Linked DNA regions of Homo sapiens: region 1 is linked to region 2. Evidence: read pairs that join two places in POLR2A ChIA-PET (ENCODE). Cell type or tissue: IMR-90. All regions are shown on one strand. Links, peaks and the distances in the headings refer to the core of each region. The heading gives the core; the rest is flanking DNA. Region 1 has its middle 13 kb from the start of CHN1. Region 2 holds the start of CHRNA1 (cholinergic receptor nicotinic alpha 1 subunit).

Evidence for each region. Peaks named below come from ENCODE experiments on the same cell type or tissue, not always from the same donor. Only the 100,000 strongest peaks of a DNase experiment are listed, where the experiment ranks them.
Region 1: POLR2A ChIA-PET joins it to region 2 with 5 read pairs; 5 of 35 experiments call an interaction of 5 or more read pairs at or near these places.

The regions. Positions count from the first base shown.
Region 1 is chr2:175,016,100-175,021,480 of GRCh38, reverse strand. No RefSeq gene overlaps it. Among named protein-coding and RNA genes, the nearest start is that of CHN1, 13 kb to the right of the region's middle. In IMR-90, for the core only: no CTCF peak of the experiment used is centred there; no DNase peak of the experiment used is centred there.
Region 2 is chr2:174,761,304-174,766,674 of GRCh38, reverse strand. CHRNA1 (cholinergic receptor nicotinic alpha 1 subunit) reads left to right here and starts at 2,203. Exons shown (of 9, transcript NM_000079.4): 1 at 2,203-2,323. The coding sequence starts at 2,281. RefSeq lists an enhancer at 1,703-2,202 and a silencer at 4,500-4,794. In IMR-90, for the core only: a CTCF peak has its summit at 3,053 (motif pointing right); DNase peaks (open chromatin) are centred at 1,854, 3,084, 3,384 and 4,654; H3K27ac peaks cover 2,093 bases.

The sequences.
Region 1 (5,381 bases), core at 165-5,164, 260 kb before region 2:
ACTCTTCTGCTGAAATCTCTCCAGTGGCTCTCCATCTCACCAAGAGAAAGCCACCATCCTCAGGACGATGTGGCAGCCCTCATTACCTCACTAACCTCATCCCCCACTCTCCCACTTGCTCCCTTTGCCCCTGCCTCTTGCATACTGCCTTGTTGCTATTGCTTGAACATAACAGGCGTACTCCAGTCTCCAAAACTTGGTCCTGGCTGTTTTCTCTGCCCCAGATGCTCTTCCCCTCGAACCCCCCTCCACCCCTACCAGTATGTCTACGCCTTTTTCCTTTACCTTCTTCCAATCTTAGCTGAAAGCCATCTTCTCAGAGAGGGCATCCCTGACCCCAGCACTTAACATGGATGCCCCTCACCTCCTGCACTGCCGTTGCCTCCTGTGTCATGTGTCTCCATGACATTTGCCACCTTCTAGTGTACAATACCACTTACTTATCTTGTTTATTGTCTATCTCTTCACACCTAGAATGGAAGCTCCATTGTGGTAAGGATTTATCCCCAGCTCCTAGTACATAGCCAGGCACATAGTGGACACTCAATAAACATTTATTGAATGAAAAAGTGAAAAAAGGATAATATCAGAGTTGGACAGAGTCTAAGAAATGGTTACTTTGGCATACTATTAATGAGAATGTAAGTTGGTGCAATATTTCTGAAGAATAATGTGGCAATGGGGATTAAAATCTTAAAAATGTATCGTCCTTGTGTAACATCAGTTACTTTGAGAAATTTATCATAACCAAATAATATGTTAGTTAGAGCCCTTTTGGTTGCAAATAACAGGAAGCCACTTGTGCTAACTTAAGTACTAATGATGGAGTGTTATTTATGTATTTATTTATTTTTTGGGATGGAGTTTAGCTCTTGTTGCCCAGGCTGGAGTGCAATGGAGTGATCTCGACTCACTGTAACCTCCACCTCCCGGGTTCAAGCTATTCTTTTGCCTCAGCCTCCTGAGTTTCTGGGATTACAGGCATGCACCACCACACCTGGATAATTTTGTATTTTTAGCAGAGATGGGGTTTCTCCATGTTGGTCAGGCTGGTCTCAAACTCCCGACCTCAGGTGATCTGCCTGCCTCAGCCTCCCAAAGTGCTGGGATCACAGGTGTGAGCCACCACACCCAACCAGAGTGATTTATTATGATACATTATATGCCATATTACAGAGGAAGAAAGAAAGAATGCATTATGTGGGACATTTAGACAGCTCTGCCAAACCCACTGGCTTAAGTTAGTCTTCCCAGGAAACAGATGGAGACAGAAAGTTTTCTGGGCAGTGCTCTTTGAATCAATACCTGTAACAGAGTGAAGGAAGCAGGACTGAGCAAAGGGCAAAGTTTAACTGAGATGCCAGTGCAACCCATGCTACAGTTAATTCCATGGTGAGCTCTGGCATTGTTCCCTTTTGAGGCAAGGGACTCAGACCTTTATATCGACATATTAACCAATAATTACTTGTAGGATAATCCTGGAAAGGTGTGCAGCCTTGGTCCAAACAACTGCCTTAGTACAAGGGCAAATCCTGGGAACTGACTCAGCTTTGAGCCATCAGTAACCGACTCTCCTGGCATCTGGGGCAGTGGATACCTTGGTCCTGATGGGGAGGATCTGTGAAGCAGCATACTGTAGCATCTGCTCTACCAGGGAAACTAAAGGAAGTTTAGTTTTCTCCAGGCCTTAGGATAATTGGAACCAGACACTTGGATGCTGCCAGGGCTCTCTCTTGTCTCTTTCTTTCTATGCATCTCTCTCACTCTGGACTGTTTTCCCAGTTTCTTATTTCACAAGGTCAAAAATTATTTCCAGCAGCTTCATCCTCAGAGAGAGGGTAACTCTGAATGGTCCAGTTTGGGTCACTGTCAATCCATGGACCTAACCAAACAACTATAGTAGAGGGTAATGTTGTTACTTAGTACTAATATGGTGGCACCTGCTGTAACCATTTGTATTCAAAGAAGTAGAGAAAGGGGGCAAACCCATACTTGCATGTGCCACATCTATAGAGTCAGGAAAAAAAATCTCAAAGAATATAAATTAAAGTGTTAACAGTAGTTACTTTTTGGTAGTAGAATTGACAATGGTTTCTTTTTCCTCTTTTTCATTTTGTATACCTTTTTTGTCATTGTTATATGTCTAATAATATTTTAGTAATTGCATATAGTTTTAAAAAAGAAAAAGTAGATACCTGTTTCTGTCTTCTGCATAAAAGATCCACTAGTTATAGGCTGTAGGAAGAATATTCATATCAAGTATGATGTTCTGGAAACTGGTGTAAAAAAAAAATCTGGCTTAACTTTGCAAAGCTTATTTCATCAAATTGCAAACAAACTAAACAGGGATGATTTGTAAAGAAAATATTTAATTGGCTCATGGTTCTGCAGGCTGTACAAGCATGCCTCCAGCATCTGCTCCTGGTGAGGGCCTCAGGAAGCTCGCAATCATGGCAGAAGGTGAAAAGGGAGCAAGCACGTCACATGGTGAGAACGAGAGCAAGAGAGAGAGGAGGGGGAGGTCCCAGACTCTTCTAAACAACCAGATCTTACATGAACTGAGCAAGAACTTGGTTATCACCAATGGATGGTACTAAACCATTAATGAGGGACCCACCTCCATGATCTAGTCATCTCCCACCAGCTCCCACCATCTCCAACATTGGGAATCACATTTCAGCATGAGATTTGGAGGAGACAAACATCCAAACCATATTATTCTGCCCCTAACTCCCCAAATCTCATGTACTTCTCACATTTTAATACAACCATGCCTTCCCAGTAGTCCCCCAAAGTCTTAACTTGTCCATTATTGACTCAAAAGCCTCAGGTCCAAAGTCCAAAGTCTTATCTGGAGATGAGTTTCTTCCACGTATAAGCCTGTAAGATAAACAAGTTACTTACTCCCAAGATACAATGGTAGTACAGGCGATGGGTAAATATTCCCATTCTAAAAGGGAGAAATTGACCAAAAGAAAGGAGCAATAGGCCCCACACGTCTGAAACCCAGCAGGGCAAACATTAAATCTTAAAGCTCCAAAACAATCTCTTTTAACTCCATGTCCCACATCTTACTGTGAGGGGTGGACTCTCAAGGCCTTGGGCAGCTCCACCCCTGTGGCATTGCAGGGTACAGCTCCTGTGTATGCTCTCATGGGTCGGAGCTTGGTGCCTATGGCCTTTCCACACTGAGGCTGCAAACTGCTGGTGCCTCTACCATTCTTGGGTCTGGAAGGCAGCTGTCCCTTTCCCACAGCTCCACTAGGCAGTGCCTTGGTGAGGACTCTGTGTGGCAGTTCTAACCCTACATTTCTTTCAGCAGTGCCGTAATAGAGTTTATCTATGGGTAATCTGTCCTGCAGCAGGCTTCTGCCTGGGCACCTAGGGTTTTCCCGTACCACCTCTGAAATCTAGGCAGAAGTTGCCAAGCCTTCTTGCTTGCATTCTATGTGCCTGCAGGCTTAACACATGGAAGCCACCAAGGGCTTATGACTTATGCTCTCCAGAGTGGCAGCCCAAGCAGTATCTTGTGCCCTTTCAGCCTTGGGTGTAGCTGGAGCAGCCTGGATGCAGGAAGCAGTGTCATGAGGCTGCACAGGGCAGCAGCACCCAGGCCTGGTCCCAAAACCATTCTTTCCCTGTAGGTCTCTGGGCCTGTGATGGGAGAGGCTGCATCAAAGTTTTCTGAAATGACTTCGCATCTAGTCATGCTCCCTTTTAGTCATGCTAATCTCTCTAGCAAGTGGTTGCTATCCAGACCACTTGGATTCTTTCTCTACCTCAGTACCAGGCTGCAAATTTTCCAAACTTTTATGCTCTGCTTCCCTTTTAAATATGAATTCCAACTTTAAGTCGTTCCTTTGCTCCTGCATCTGATTTAGGGTGTTAGAAGCAGGCATGTCACTTTTTGAATGCTTTGCTGCCTAGAAATTTCTTCTGCCAGATACTGTAGGTAATCACTCTTGAGTTTGAACTTCCACAAAGCCCTAGGACATGGACACAATGAAGTCAAGTTCTTTACTAGGGAGTAACAAGGGTGATCTTTCCTCCAGTTCCCAATAAGTTTCTCATTGCCATCTGAGACCTTATCAAGCTGGCCTTCATCATCCATATTTCCATCTGCATTTTGATCACAACCATTTAGCTAGTCTGCAAGAAGTTCCAGACTTCCCCTCATCTTCCTATCTTTTTCTGAGCCCTCCGAACTCTTCCAGACTCTGTTACCCAGTTCCAAAGCTGCTTCCACATCATCAGATATCTTTTCAGCAAAGCCCCACTACTTATCAATTTTATTAGCCCATTGTTGCATTGCTATAAAGAAATACCTGGAGCTGGGTAGTTTGTAAAGAAAACAGGTTTAACTGGTTTACAGTTCTGCAAGCTATACAAGCATGGCTTCAGCATCTGCTCCTGGTGAGGGCCTCAGGAAGTTTCCAATCATGGTAGAAGGCAAAGGGGGAGCAAGCATGGTGAGAGCAGGAGCAAGAGAGAAAAGGGTGAGGTCCCAGACTCTTTTAGACAACCAGATCTCAGGTAAACTAACTGAGTGAGAACTCACTTATCACTAAGGGGATGGTGCCAAACCATTCATAAAGGATCTGCCCTCATGATCCATTCACCTTTCACCAGGCCCACTTCCAACACTGGAGATCACATTTCAACCTGAGATTTGGAGGGGACAAAACATCCAAACTGTATCACCTTCTTACATCCTGTTGCTCCTTAATCCTCTATAGTGTGACCATGCAATAAATACAAACTTGAAACAAAACCATCCATTGCATTTGCCAAAATGTAGGCTGAAACCAGGCAGTGTAAACCATTGACAAGGATGTCTTCAATATCCTAGCACGCTACCCGCTGGGAGGTCCAGCAAAGCAGTGGCCTATTTGAAATCGCTCTGTTAGCTTTTATATTTATATTAACATATTCATCCATTCATTTAACTGATGTTGGTGAGTACCTATATGCTGGGAAATGTAAAGAAAAACAACAGAACCCTACTCTGAATGAGCTAAGGATCCAGTAGATAGAATGGTAGAATATGTGTGTGAGTGCGTGTGTACAAAATATATATTTGCATTTGCATATATACTCAAATAGTTATAATAAAATGTATGAAATATTAAATGCATTAAGATCCATACTTGAATAGTTCTCTGAGTGTTAAAAAAGGGATGAGTTACTTCTGGGTGGGTTGGCTTCATGGAGAACTTCAGTTTAAATGATTGTTTTGAGATTTCAGCTGAACAATATCATTATCTATCTATCTATCTATCTATCTATCTATCTATCTATCTATCATCTATCTATGTATATATATAGTTGTTGTTGTTGTTATTCATTTTGTTTTAACCAAGCATCTGGATTAACATATCCCC
Region 2 (5,371 bases), core at 372-5,371:
CTGCAATATTTGTTTCCATCATTCCCATGTGCCTATATACACACATGGTCACAATTCTTTAATCTGATTAATTTCTTTGCATCCTAACCACTATACCTCTCTCCTTCAACTTAATAGCAGCCATCTTGAAGCCATCTGAAAAAAAAAATAGATTTGGCTGTGAAGAAAGCACCCTTAAAGTGATCTTTGCTGTGGTGATGAAACTGCCTGTTTAAAGAGAAGTCTTAACGGGCTTTGGTTGCTCAAAGCCTTTATTCCATGTTTTCACTTACTCTTTTGAAGTTCAAAACAGAAGACTCCACATTTCTGGACTCATTCTATTTCTTTTCATTTCTGCTCTTGAACCAGCACATTTTTGCCTGAGCTCAGCTCTTCCTTGTACTGACTTGCTAAACAAAGCCAGAAAGAGCCATGGTGCACTAACTTTGGGTTTACCAGCCTCTATTCTGGGAGCTACAGGCTCAGTAGACACATTGTTCACCAAGTAATTGAGGACAACAGTTTATGAAATGATTTGATACCATATAACATGGGTCTTCATATTTTCAGCCTCCAGTATCAATTTTCTTGCCTTCTGCTGCAGTGCTACATATTTTAGAATTTATTTTTAACCTCAGGATACTAGTGCAAAGGATTACATATTTTATTAATTACGGAACACTAGCTGCTGTACAAATAAACCCAAGGATTTTGATGGCTCAGCACGATGCATGTTTTGTTTTCATTGAAATAGTGCTGGGTGGTGAGCAGGTGGATAGGGGGTCCCCCTCCATGCAGTCATTCAAGGATTCAGAATGTCAAAAGCAACACCACCTTCAGAACATGGTTTCTAAGGTTAACTTTGGGACCATGTCCATTCTAGCCGGTCAGAAGACTAGAAGGGCGGGGCTGAGCTCTGGTAGGTTTGTGAGTCTGAGAACATTTTTCCACTCATGCCACTGGCCAGAGGTCAGTCCCATGGCTCCATTTAGATGGAAGGGGCTGGTCAGAGGGTGGGGGTTGTATTTCTGCCACGGGGCTATTCCATGGAAGGGAGAGAACCAAATTTTTTTTTAGCAAACAGTTAACTGATCTCCCACAGTTTAAACAAAAAATATAAATAGTATGAGCTTGCAGCTCTCTCCTCTACCCTCCAAGCCCCTTCTCTAATGATTTGTTTGGATCCACTGGAATGAGAGGATCTGTCAGGATGTTGTTGTGGGCTTGAGGTGAGAGGACCTTTCTCACCTAGTTCCATGTGGGAAGGAGGCCTGGAAGGAACAGGCAGGGTACCTTTAAGTAACTGTCTCCTTCTGGGAACTCACCTCACACCCTGCAAAGAAGCACAGCTAGGGTAACAATACTTCTCAGACTGAGAAATTACTAACTGCTGGTTTTTAGGATGTTTTTCAAGCAAGATAATTGAAAAGCTGAACCACTCTGCTCTTTGCTTCCCTGAGTGAGAGTAGGCAGAGGGACGGATGGAAGGAGGCAGGAACCCGGAACGACTGCTGATGCGGTGGGACACTTTTTCCCAATAATTACTCTTCGCTTGAATCACAGTGCATAGGACGTGGGCAATTTGCTCCAGCTAATGGTTCGTGTGGGATAGGTATTGCCTGATACAGAGGCAGGGGTTGGAACAGCCACTCTGGGGGCCAGTAAAGCCAGTTTTATGGAAGAAGCTGTCTTTGTTAAAAACCAAACCCAATCAACGTGGGGGCTTCCCAGCAGCAGACTCAACACCAGCTACACTTTTCTGAAATCCAGGCAGTCAGAAAAGCCCCCGGCACCCTCAGCCTAACACTGAAGCAGAGGAAATGAAACTGAAGCCATGTTTGCAGAATGTGGATTTTTGTGGTTTAGGACAAACAGCTGACTATCTACTCAGACCAAATGACCCTAATCAAGTCAACCCACAGAGATGAGGTTCTGGTTTACACAAAAGAGAGGCAGTTTGCTCACCATTTAAAATAATTCCTTCCTTCCTATACATTTTTTTTTCATTAAGATCTGACTACTGGTGCATTTAAAATATAATGCAGTTCATACTCAGCTTGTCAAGGGTAAGCAATTGTGTAAAGTGAGGCATATCTGTAATGGTGTACAGTCCCAGTAACTCCCTGGGCTCCAGGGCTGAGGGCAGCCCAGCTGTCGCTCCCACAAACAGGTGGTGTAAAACAATAGCTCTAGTGAGCCGACTCGCTTTCCAAACCCTCCAGCAGACAAGCACCCAGCCAGAGTGCCAGTGAGAAGCACAGGCCACCACTCTGCCCTGGTCCACACAAGCTCCGGTAGCCCATGGAGCCCTGGCCTCTCCTCCTGCTCTTTAGCCTTTGCTCAGGTAAGTGCTGGGGTCAGGGGTGGGGAGAGGGCTCTCCTTTGAGGCTAAAGTGCTGGAGGCCCCCAAATCAAAGTCTTGCTTCTTTGATGAGACCACAGAATGGCAGAGCCTCCCCAACCAGGGGCTGCTCTGTCAGTTTCTTCCTGATGTTAGCTTGATTGAGTTTTTGGATAAAGATTTTTAGTTTGCCTTATCTAATTAAAATAGAAACTGCCTGGTCAAAGACTTCAAGATAGACACGCATGTCTCTCCCTCCATCATGCCTGGCAGCCGACTCATCCCTCTGAACACTCGGCACCATTTGTAGGACCTGGACCACTTGTGGATCATGGTAGTGTCCGGGGGTTCATATTTAAACAACTATGGATACTTAGAACAGTGCCTTATAATCACATACAATGGAGTTAACAAGTCCCTTTACTGCTCCAGGAGAATTCTAATAATAAAGAGGACTGATTGACAGCTACATGTGCTGGAGATAGAAACCAGTTAATAATCATAACTAAACTCTCTCCACAGAGACAAATATTTTTTAATTTTTTCAAAATTTCTGAAGTTAAAAAAAATTCCATATGAATACATTCCTACCTACTTTTTTTTTTTAAGATGTTACTATATATAGGTTTGGGTTTGAATTGAAACTATAAAACCTTGCACAGCATTTGACCTGCATTCTACTCTGGAATGTGTCCTAACACAGCAGCTGAAACACCATCCTGAATCCCAGACTTCCGCTAGAGGGAAACAGGAGATGTTTGCTGATTGCTTCACATAAAAGTTTACTGGTGATATCATCCCAACTGAGAAACAAGGTGGCTGACATCCTGTGATTTTTCATTTCCAATATTGCTCTGAAAAACACAGGCCTTCTGGTCAAGAGGCAAAAAGCTTTATTATTAATTTTTTTCAATATCAGAGTTGAGTGAAAGAGCCTAAACTCAGATAAATTATATCATGTGGGATTTGGACTCTGTCCAGCCAAAGCTGGCCTGATGTGTGTGTGTGTGTGTGTGTGTGTGTGCGCGCGCGTGCACACACATGCGTGCACGCAAAACCACAGTCACAGGAAAATTCTTAAATGATATGCTTTAATGTAAACATCCTTAAGAGATCTCTTAGGATTTTGGTTATTGCTAACCAAAAATGCATGATTAGCTATTAAAGAAGTATGTGATATGTATTTAGGTCAAATCTCGAGTTTGCTGGCATTGATTTCCATGGGTGTTTTATAGAAATTTAGAGCTAGATCAGGCAGTCCAACATCCTCAATTTTTTATTACAAGGAAACTAAAGCTGACCTGCCCAAGGTCACTTAATTTATACATTTTGGAATGTGGTCAGTTGGAGACTTGGTTTATTACATGCACAGTCAGAAAACACAGCCTGAACTAGCCAAAGGTAGCAAGAGATACAGAATCAGGTTAAGATAATAATGATCCATGGGACTAGTAACAGTTCAAAATTTCTTTTGCCCAGCCCAGGGAGCTATTTCCTACATACAAATACAAATGGAACCAGTGTGGTACAAAAGGAACACTTTGAAACTGTGGTTGAGTTTCCCTTCTTAGAATCAGTCCTTTGTAGACAAAATTGTCATTTATATCAGGGACTCTTTTCCTGTGTTAGCTTAACACAGCGTGATCTCTGTTCTATTTATACAGCACTTTTCATTTCAACTTTTTCTTTTCTTTGCCTCTGGAATCTCAAGCACTTCATTGCCGTCTTTCTTACGGCATATCACTTTCCAACTTGTTCACAGTTATTTACGTAAATGACAAATGTCAATCTCCATGAGGGTAGGAAGAAGGATTCAGTTTTGAATATCTCGAAGCTCCCAAAACAATGCTTTGCTTACAGTAAATGCTCAACAAATATTTCATGAATAAATTAATGTTACCATCATCTGAATAAAGATTACAAATATAATCTTGCTAAAAAGGGGAATTTGACATTATTTAATTTTTTATTTGCATATTTGTTTATTTACACCCTACCTTTTTACAAAAGTATTTACTGTGATTCGTTGAATCCATGAAGAACTAATCCAACTCTCCAGGCCATATGGGAGTTGGGAAGAGAATCATAGAGTTCTGACTTTGAGCCCTGTGAGTTTTCTATCACTCTACCCTGTGCTGGGGAGGAAAAAAGAAAAGAATACCAGTGAACCAATCTAAGAAATGAAGCCCTCCTTCCTTAGAAATTCCTTATGGAAGGAACAGGCACCTTGTTATTGGCTAGGGTGGGAAAGGAGGAGGTGACTGTCTCTGAAATGCTGATTATGTCTGCTTCTGTCATCCTCCCCTTCCTCTTAGTGGGCCATAGGGTTGGTCTGCATAGTTCTCCTGCTACATAATGCTGACCATCTGCTCTGCCCTCTGCTTTCTAATATGTTCTTCCTGTCAAACTGGAGTGAACAGTCATTTAAAAATAAGCAGCCCAAGGCAAGGCCAAAGCAACAGCTTCAAATTCAATGGCCAAGGTGCTCAGTAATCCATTCCAGTCTGCAACTCCACCATGGGATGGATGAGGCCCAGGATAGAAAATGCATAGAGGACAGAAGGATTATCAAGTCCCAGGGGCTCAATGGGGTGGTTGCAAAAACGGAATATTCAAACAACATATTCCCTTCAAGAGTCCTCAAATGCAGGTGGCTTTAGGGAAATGTCATGTGAAATCTCTGCGTGGTTGGGCACTGAGTGCCCTTGGAACATTTTGGGTTCAGAAAACGTGTGAAACTAGCCGGGTGAGGTGGCTCTTGCCTGTAATCCCAGCACTTTGGGAGGATGAGGTGGGTGGATGGCTTGAGCTCAGGAGTTTGAGACCAGCCTGAACAATGTGGCAAAACCCCATCTGTACAAAAAATACAAAAATTAGCTGGGTGTGGTGGTGCGCACCCAGGTAATTTTTGTATTTTTTATAGAGATGTGGTCCCAGCTGCTTGGTTGGGGGAGGCTAAGGTGGGAGGATTGCTTGAGCCTGGGAGGTCAAGGCTGCAGTGAGCTGTAATTGAGCTACTGCACTGCAGCCTCAGCAATAACCTGCGGAAAG